Regions from separate parts of the Homo sapiens genome. Here region 1 is linked to region 2. Evidence: chromatin contacts called from ENCODE Hi-C data. All regions are on one chromosome and are shown on one strand. The core of a region is the stretch at or near the end of the contact, and the rest is flanking DNA. Distances in the headings are between cores, read along the strand shown.

Region 1 (4,072 bases), core at 573-3,072, 630 kb after region 2:
ACTCTTTTTGGTTGGTAAGCTATTGATTATTGCCACAGTTTCAGAGCCTGTTATTGGTCTATTCAGAGATTCAACTTCTTCCTGGTTTAGTCTTGGGAGTGTGTATGTGTTGAGGAATTTATTCATTTCTTCTAGATTTTCTAGTTTATTTGCATAGAGGTGTTTGTAGTATTCTCTGATGGTAGTTTGTATTTCTGTGGAATCGGTGGTGATATCCCCGTTATCATTTTTTATTGCGTCTATTTGATTCTTCTCTTTTTTCTTCTTTATTAGTCTTGCTAGCGGTCTATCAATTTTGTTGATCCTTTCAAAAAACCAGCTCCTGGATTCATTAATTTTTTGAAGGGTTTTTTGTGTCTCTATTTCCTTCAGTTCTGCTCTGATTTTAGTTATTTCTTGCCTTCCGCTAGCTTTTGAATGTGTTTGCTCTTGCTTTTCTAGTTCTTTTAATTGTGATGTTAGAGTGTCAATTTTGGATCTTTCCTGCTTACTCTTGTGGGCATTTAGTGCTATAAATTTCCCTCTACACACTGCTTTGAAAGTGTCCCAGAGATTCTGGTATGTTGTGTCTTTGCTCTCGTTGATTTCAAAGAACATCTTTATTTCTGCCTTCATTTCGTTATGCACCCAGTAGTCATTCAGGAACAGGTTGCTCAGTTCCATCTGAGCTTTGAAGAGAGCAGTGGTTCTCCCAGCACGCAGCTGGAGATCTGAGAACAGGCAGACTGCCTCCTCAAGTGGGTCCCTGACCCCTGACCCCCGAGCAGCCTAACTGGGAGGCACCCCCCAGTAGGGGCAGACTGACACCTCACACGGCCGGGTACTCCTCTCAGACAAAACTTCCAGAGGAACGATCAGACAGCAGCATTCGCGGTTCAAGAAAATCCGCTGTTCTGCAGCCACCACTGCTGGTACTCAGGCAAACAGGGTCTGGAGTGGACCTCTAGCAAACTCCAACAGACCTGCAGCTGAGGGTCCTGTCTGTTAGAAGGAAAACTAACACACAGAAAGGACATCCACACCAAAAACCCATCTGTACCTCACCATCATCAAAAACCAAAAGTAGATAAAACCACAAAGATGGGGAAAAAACAGAGCAGAAAAACTGGAAATTCTAAAAAGCAGAGTGCCTCTCCTCCTCCAAAGGAATGCAGCTCCTCACCAGCAATGGAACAAAGCTGGATGGAGAATGACTTTGACGAGTTGAGAGAGGAAGGCTTCAGACGATCAAACTACTCCGAGCTACGGGAGGAAATTCAAACCAAAGGCAAAGAAGTTGAAAACATCCCCTTTCTTAAGTGTATACACAGGTGGGATTTAGATGGGATGAGGGAGGAGGGGACACTTAAATCAAGGGAACAGCCTGAGTAATGGCAATATATTCATGTATGAGAGAAGTAATAAGGAGAGTAGCCAGACTACAGCAGACAATTTCTCCTAGAGGGGGATTGTGGGAGGTTAAGGAGGAATCTTCTGGTGGCACAATCTTATAGAATAGTGGGTGTGCTCGGTTGTAGAGTGATGGGTGGGTGCCAAAGAGATGTGGAGGAGAAGAAGGTGGCAAAGCTCACAGGTGGGTCTCTCCACTGTGGAGAGAACTGGGTTGCTATCCTGAGTGCAAAGTCAGGAAGCAGTACACAAAACCACCCTTACTTCTGACACCAAATGCAATTCCAGGGTTTCTGGAGACCACTCTCAGTTTCCATAGTTCACTAGAAGGACTCACAGAACTCACTGAAAGCTGTTATATTCATGGTTTTGATTTATCACAGTGAAAGGTTACAGAATCAAATCAGTCAAGGGAAGTGATACATAGGGCAGTGTCCAGAAAAGTCCCCAACAAAGAACTGATTGTTCTCTTCCAGCATATTGTGGACAGCATTAGCTTTCCCAGTAACATTGTGAGGCAATATGCACAAAGTACTGCCAACCAGGGAAGCTCACCCACGGCTTGGTGCCCAGAGTTTTTATTGGGACTCAGTCACACAGACCTGGTTGATCACCCATGTGTTCGACCTCAGTCTCCAGCCCCACCAAAAGCACATTATTAGACTGCTGGCGTGGCCCAAGTCCCTCAGGTAGACAAAGATATGACATTCTAAGGGGTTAGAGAGTACCTCCCAGGGCCCAAGGAAAAAGCCAGGCTTCTCTTTGGGTATGGGCAATTTATTACTATACCCTGAGGTAACATATTTTGTTCTTCATTTTGTCCCCTTTTTCTTTTCTTCTTCTTCTCATTTCTGTCCTTTTCCAAAATTTTTAAGGTATATATCTATGCCCAAACAGTCTATGCCCAGAAGACCCTCTCCTCTGCTGCTGTCCAGTCACTGTCATAGTGACTGGGTTCTATGTACTGAGAACAGGGTCAGTGGCGTCTCTTCATTCTAAGTTTGACAAACGCCGCAGAGTATGCTGGGAAAATTTCCTGGTGCCAGGACCCTGGAGAATGTTATTTGCAAGACAGTTTCCTCCTCAAGTTGAAAAAATACACAAACAAATACAAGTCACGTCAGAAACCAAGTACTAAAAGTCTGAATCCCATGGCAGCATAGGGATTGCCCCTTTCCACTAGGGATAGAGCATGCTGAAGATTTATGCTGGGTCATATAGTCTCAAACAATGAGAGTTCTTAAAAATATTAAATTACCCTAAATAAATTGACTATGTGATTCAGGTAAGGCTGCCTCACAGCCTTAGAATAGGTCCTTTTAAAGCTCTCTCAGGTGTCTTTTTGTTTTATTTGAGATTCCTTTCTTTGCCACCCTGTTTCCTTCAGTGAATGCTCAGCCAGGGAAAGCCTTCTCAGAAAACGAGGAGATTTCACCACCTTGAGTCTTTGATCTTCCTTAATTATCTTTAGAGATTTCTATAAGAGTAGCCTGCCTTAATTTTTTTTTTTTATTCTTTGGAAACATCAGACTGGGTCCAGCTTTGGGCTTATGCCTACATTATAAATGCTAAAGGGCTTTATTTGCAAATAAATTACTTCCCACACACACTTGTCAAACTAAATCATAAGGCACAAAAATAAAAGGACTTGAATTGACAAAAATGATAATTATTCGCAAAGGGAAACCATTTCAAATGTGTTCCTACTTACCCACACCTACTTTTTGATCTTTGGTCCAAAAACCCTCTTAAATTAAGCGTTTTGCTTTCAGTGCACTTATCTCAGAATTGTGGAATGAAATAAATAGGGAACATAAATGGCATTATTTTAAAATAATGCAATTTGTGTCTAGTATGGTCATGTGTGGTACTCTTACTTATTATGCTGAACTGTAATTTAAAATAGTTCATATCCTATATACTAAAAACTAACCCAGGGTTTTCTCCTACATTTTCAAAAATCATTATTATACATTCATATTGTCATTAACATTGATCATGCTGCCAGACAAGTGTTCTGCTTTATATATTTAATTAGATGTTTTATGTTTTATACTTGCACCTTGAGGTAATCTTAACATGAAGGGGACAATTTTGTAACTGCAAAAAAAAAAAAAAAAACCCAACACATATAATGAATAATATGTTTCCTGCTGCATAGAACTTTTAAAAGCCAAAATTCCTGCCTCAAAATGTTTTCAGGCTAAGGAAATTATTAGGAAAATTAAATGCTTTTAAAATGTCAAGAGTGAGTTAGTTCACTTATTTGGTTTGAGTTTTGGTTTGTTTGATGTATTCATGAAACCTGTTCTTATAGATGAGTCTATTTTTGCTGAAGAGAAATTATGAAGGTTTATTAAATAGGTTATTTGTAATCCTTAAAAAATTAAAGATAATGTAAGTGCCCCAAAATAGGAGGCTGGTTGCATAATGATGGAGCATCCATACAATGTGGCCCATAAAAGTCAGGATGTAAAATATTTAATGATATAGAAAAATGTTTACTATATGTTAAGTGAAAAAATAAGATTATAATGTAGTATGCACAGAATACTCCTTATTTGATTAAGAAAAAGTATGTATTCTATGAATAAATAATATATGTCAATATGCACAGAAAACACTGAAAGGATGTTCATACTAGGTTAATAGTGGTTCTCTTTACATAAATTAGGCATGGTTT
Region 2 (4,355 bases), core at 1,462-3,961:
GTAGTCACCCTAGAAGCCTGGATTTGGTACGAAAAGACAGAGAACTATAAAATGAAGTTGGTCTGGAAAGTGGCATGATCAGATTTTTGTGGAAGGAAAACTCAGAACAATGCAGACAAAGATGAAGAGACTAGAGGCAGGAAAATCAGTCCAGAAGCTACCTCAGTCATCAGACACAAGTCCATGTCTAAGCTATCGTGCACTATTTGCACCCAAAGGCATACTTCATAAATCAGGACTTGTAATTTTCCATAAATGACAGTTGTCTCTATCTCAGCTAGTTTTATACATTCTTTCAACAATATTTTTTTGATACTTATTCTTTACTAAATGAAGTTTAAAATGCTGGAGACAGACTAATGGACAATGCAGAAAAAGCCCGCTACGCCACGGTGCTTACATTCTACAAGGGGCAGACAGACAATAATAAAATAGCAATGTCAGGTAGTAATGGAGTTATAAAGAATGGAGAGTGCTACGGGTGTTCTATTTTACCTAAGATGAGCAGAGATGACTCTCTAACAAGGTGACAGAGGTCCTGGTGAAGCAAAGAGGTAAGCCATGTGGCTATCTAGAACAAGAGTTGTCCTGGCAGAGGAAATGAAAGTGCTATCACATGAAGCAGAATTCTGCTTGGGGTGTTTAAGGGACAGCAATGAAACCGAAACCACGAATAAGAACCTCTGGGGGCCAGGTGGACACTCTTTTACAAAGTCAGGAATACATCTTTAAATCAGAAAAGAAAAATATGTCACTGTCACTTGGAAGCCTGAGGGAGAGAGAATAAATGACCCAGAGCAATTTCATCCCCACAATCAGAAAACTCACTCACTGATTTTCTACCCTCCTGGTGGTGGGCTGTTATAATTGTGTGTGTGTGCGTGTGTGCATGTGTGTGTGTGACAGAGAGTGAGAGAGAAAGTCTGGGTACCAGTTTACATGGCTATCAGCATGATTTAGAGGCATCACTCTGGTACGTTGGACCAAGCCATGCATGTTAGCACACATTAAAATGTAAGAAATATCACAAGATTTCTGAGAAAAGATGATAGACAGTTGTTTAGCTAGAATAGTTTATTATGGTCCTGTGAAAGACCTCTTTGCATCTCATACAAGTTGGAGATTTACAATCTTTTCATTTGTAACCATCTAAATGTAATTATGCCACAGACTATTACAGATCTCAAGTTTTACTTTTGTCATAATGCTGCTGTCAAGAAAAAAAGTTGAATAGTATTACATAAGTACTTGTGAGAACTGACTATTCCTTTCTGATGTTATTTTTACCTTAAGTTCACGCGTTTAAGCACAGAACTTCAACATTTGTGATCCTTCTAATTATTAAAAACACTAATGCTAGTGAGCTCTATTCTATGCCAGATGCCGCGCTTCTATGCATTATCCCATTTAATCCCCACAACACCCTTAGAGGCCTGTAAAAGTGATCACAGAAAATAATTTCCATGTATTTGCCACCCAGGCATAAAGTATAAAAGTAATGAAACAATGTCATTTATTAACTTCCAAATTAAAATATTTTAATGGAGAGTAGAAAAAGAAATGCAATAATTTGAGTTACTAGACAGAACAGGAAATAAATTCGACTTAAATATTTATTAAGTATTTTTATGGTTTGAAGATAAACTAGGCCCTGAGAAACTTATATTTTAGCTGGGAAAGAAGGGAGGAAAAGAAGGAGAGAGAGAGAGAGACAGAATGAATGAATGAATTATACTGCAAGGCAGGATGCAGGAATTGTCAATAGCAAGTTACGGGAGGAATTAATTCTGCCTGAGAGAATATGGCTAAAATTCTAGGGGAGGTACAGGTCGCATGGGAGAGAACACAATCTGGTTCAGATAGGGCAAAAAGCAAAGGAGAGAGACTCCATAAAATATAAACAAGCAGAAATTAGCGAACAAAGAGAACAGCACTAGGAGCCAAGCCAGAAGAAATAAAAGTGTCCAAAGAGCAAAGGTGGGATTGAGTGGAGTGTCTCAAGCAAAAGAGGAAAAGAAAGATATAGAAACAGAAGGCACACATGGGTGTGGTTTATAGGGCTATAGACTTGCCTGATAGGTGAGTAAGGGAGATGGAGAGAAGGGTAAAAGCCCACCTCCAGTACAGGGTAAGTGACAGCACAGTCCATCTAGTAAAAAATAACATTACTATGAAATAATAACAACCATTTATGTTTTTGTGATCTCTTCTTTTTTGTGTGTGACATGGAGTCTTGCTCTGTTGCCCAGGCTGAAGTGCAGTGGCGTATCTTGGCTCACTGCAACCTCCGCCTCCTGGGTTCAAGTGATTCTCCTGCCTCAGCCTCCTGAGTAGCTGGGACTACAGGCATGCACCACCACACCCAGCTACTTTTTGTATTTTTAGTAAAGATGGTGTTTCAACATGTTGGCCAGGCTGGTCTCAAACTCCTAACCTCAGGTGATCCACCCACCTCGGCCTTCTAAAGTGCTGGAATTACAGGCATGAGCCAACATACCTGGCCAATCTCTTCTTATTACGAGTAACTGTTAGCCAAGACCATCACTTATGGCCAAAGTTACCACAATAATTCAGTTAACAGCTGCACAGAACTGACAAGAAGAATGCATTGTGAAGGCAAATCACAGCAAAAGCACACACAGTTGAGAAGAGCTTTGAGTGGGAGGTAGCTTTTGCTTGACATTTTTGTTCCAGAGATCTAGAAGCTTATCTTTCTTTTACTGGCCTCCCTCCAAGGTTCCAGCCCCAGTGTTAGCAACAAACCAGACTGTTTGCCATTGTTCAATCACAGAATGTTCTTTCAAATCTCCAAACTGTTCTTGCTTTCTGTGCCTGAAAACAGCTCCTCATCCTCCTTCAAGGCAAAGTTCCCAAATACGGCATTTGAATTTAATTACAATCTATTGATTATATTGGCTTTTTCCTTTGGCAAAACTTAGTGATCCTACTGAAATAGGGATTATAGTGTAGCAAAGTAATTAGGAGTTAAATAGAAAACCTTCTTCTAAGGACTGATGTTCCCAGAAAGGACTCTTGTGATCTCAGTACAAATGGTCCCTAAATGAATGCTGAGTCCCTCTAATAGGGAAACTGAAATTTCCTCAGAAGTAGATTCAGGAAGCAGAAATATTCTCAAATCCTCACAGTAGCAAAAGCCTAAGGAATTTTCCATACCTCAGGATACATATCAGGGATTTGACATTTGGCACCTACTGTACCATTTCCCCCAAACCACCAATTTATCATTACCCTTTTCAGATGGGGCATTCTAGTGCTACTTACTTCCTAGGCAAACTCTGTGGAAACACCACATTAATCATTTCACATACTTTCAGGGTTGATAGCATTGCTGAGTTTGAGTTTCAGACCTCAACCAACTGGCTTTCAGATGTTTCTCAGTTGTATAGAAATTATCCTTTTTTAAGACTAGAAATATGAAAGTATAATTAGTTTGTGGAAACTGTCTAATATCTGTGACTTATTATACTGAGTTCAGCACTGAATTCCTGCCATTTTATGGCAGGAATTTTGAGCATTTTATGACTGACAAGGCAGAAACCACATGAGTCTGAGCATTCTGTGTGAACAACTAATGGGAATGTAACCAGGCTTTGCTGTTGAAGAGCACCTGTGGAATGGAAATGCTGACTGGCCATTGGCCAGCTTGCTGTTAGTACTTATAATTACCAAGTTCACCACATGGTCATTTGATTTGGTGTGACATTGGTCTCTCCATCAAAGTGCTGCCATTTTTAAGTGTACTATCTATTGAAAAGAGCAAAAAGGACCAAGTACTTTCACATCAGCTCCTGGATCTATGCTCATACATTTTAAACTAGATATTTTCTTTCTCATTTTGGTGTTCCTGTCATTGTTGGAAGTTCAAGATCTTCCCTAAGAGCTACTTTTTAAGTTTGTTCCTGTGGAATATGCCTCCCATGTATTCTCTGAAACTACTTCATTTGGGCTATATCTTTGAATAATATAATAATCAGAGCTAACATTTACTTACTTAGTGGTAAGCAATGCACTGTTTTTACTTTCATTAACTCATCCAATCTTTATGCCATTATTAGACCAGAGAGCTGAGGTTTAGAAAGGTTAAGTCATTTGCCCAAGGTCATGGAGCTGGTGAGTATCAGAACCACTAGCTTTTTTTTTTTTAATAGAGAGCATTGGAGCTAATTCGTATTGAAAGTGATTGTTTTTATCTGGAATTAGCTGGAAAGAGCTATTATTAACTTTGACTTTGAATGTCTTAACTATAGGATCATTCCGGAGCATATGATTAGAGTTGGATTAGTTACCACTGGATGGAACTATGTCTTCTCAGGTAGCAAATTCCTCCCTGTAAA

Evidence for each region. A loop is a pair of places that touch in the nucleus more often than their neighbours do. Pooled maps may share reads with other maps.
Region 1: a loop to region 2 is called in a map of IMR-90, with 2.5 times the contacts of the local background. The contact joins two enhancer-like sites. A Hi-C loop is called at or near these places in 2 of 168 maps with a recorded cell type or tissue (A673 and IMR-90), 1 of 37 single-sample maps with no recorded cell type and 2 of 50 pooled maps.

What each region holds. Positions count from the first base shown.
Region 1 is chr6:79,459,474-79,463,545 of GRCh38, forward strand. The region is part of intron 5 of LOC100506851 (a long non-coding RNA gene); the gene reads left to right. Among named protein-coding and RNA genes, the nearest start is that of LCA5, 76 kb to the right of the region's middle. Within about 2 kb of position 1,823, at least 2 of the 41 ENCODE cell types and tissues checked have a DNase peak (open chromatin) inside an H3K27ac peak, as active enhancers do.
Region 2 is chr6:78,829,005-78,833,359 of GRCh38, forward strand. No RefSeq gene overlaps it. Among named protein-coding and RNA genes, the nearest start is that of IRAK1BP1, 36 kb to the right of the region's middle. Within about 2 kb of position 2,712, at least 2 of the 41 ENCODE cell types and tissues checked have a DNase peak (open chromatin) inside an H3K27ac peak, as active enhancers do.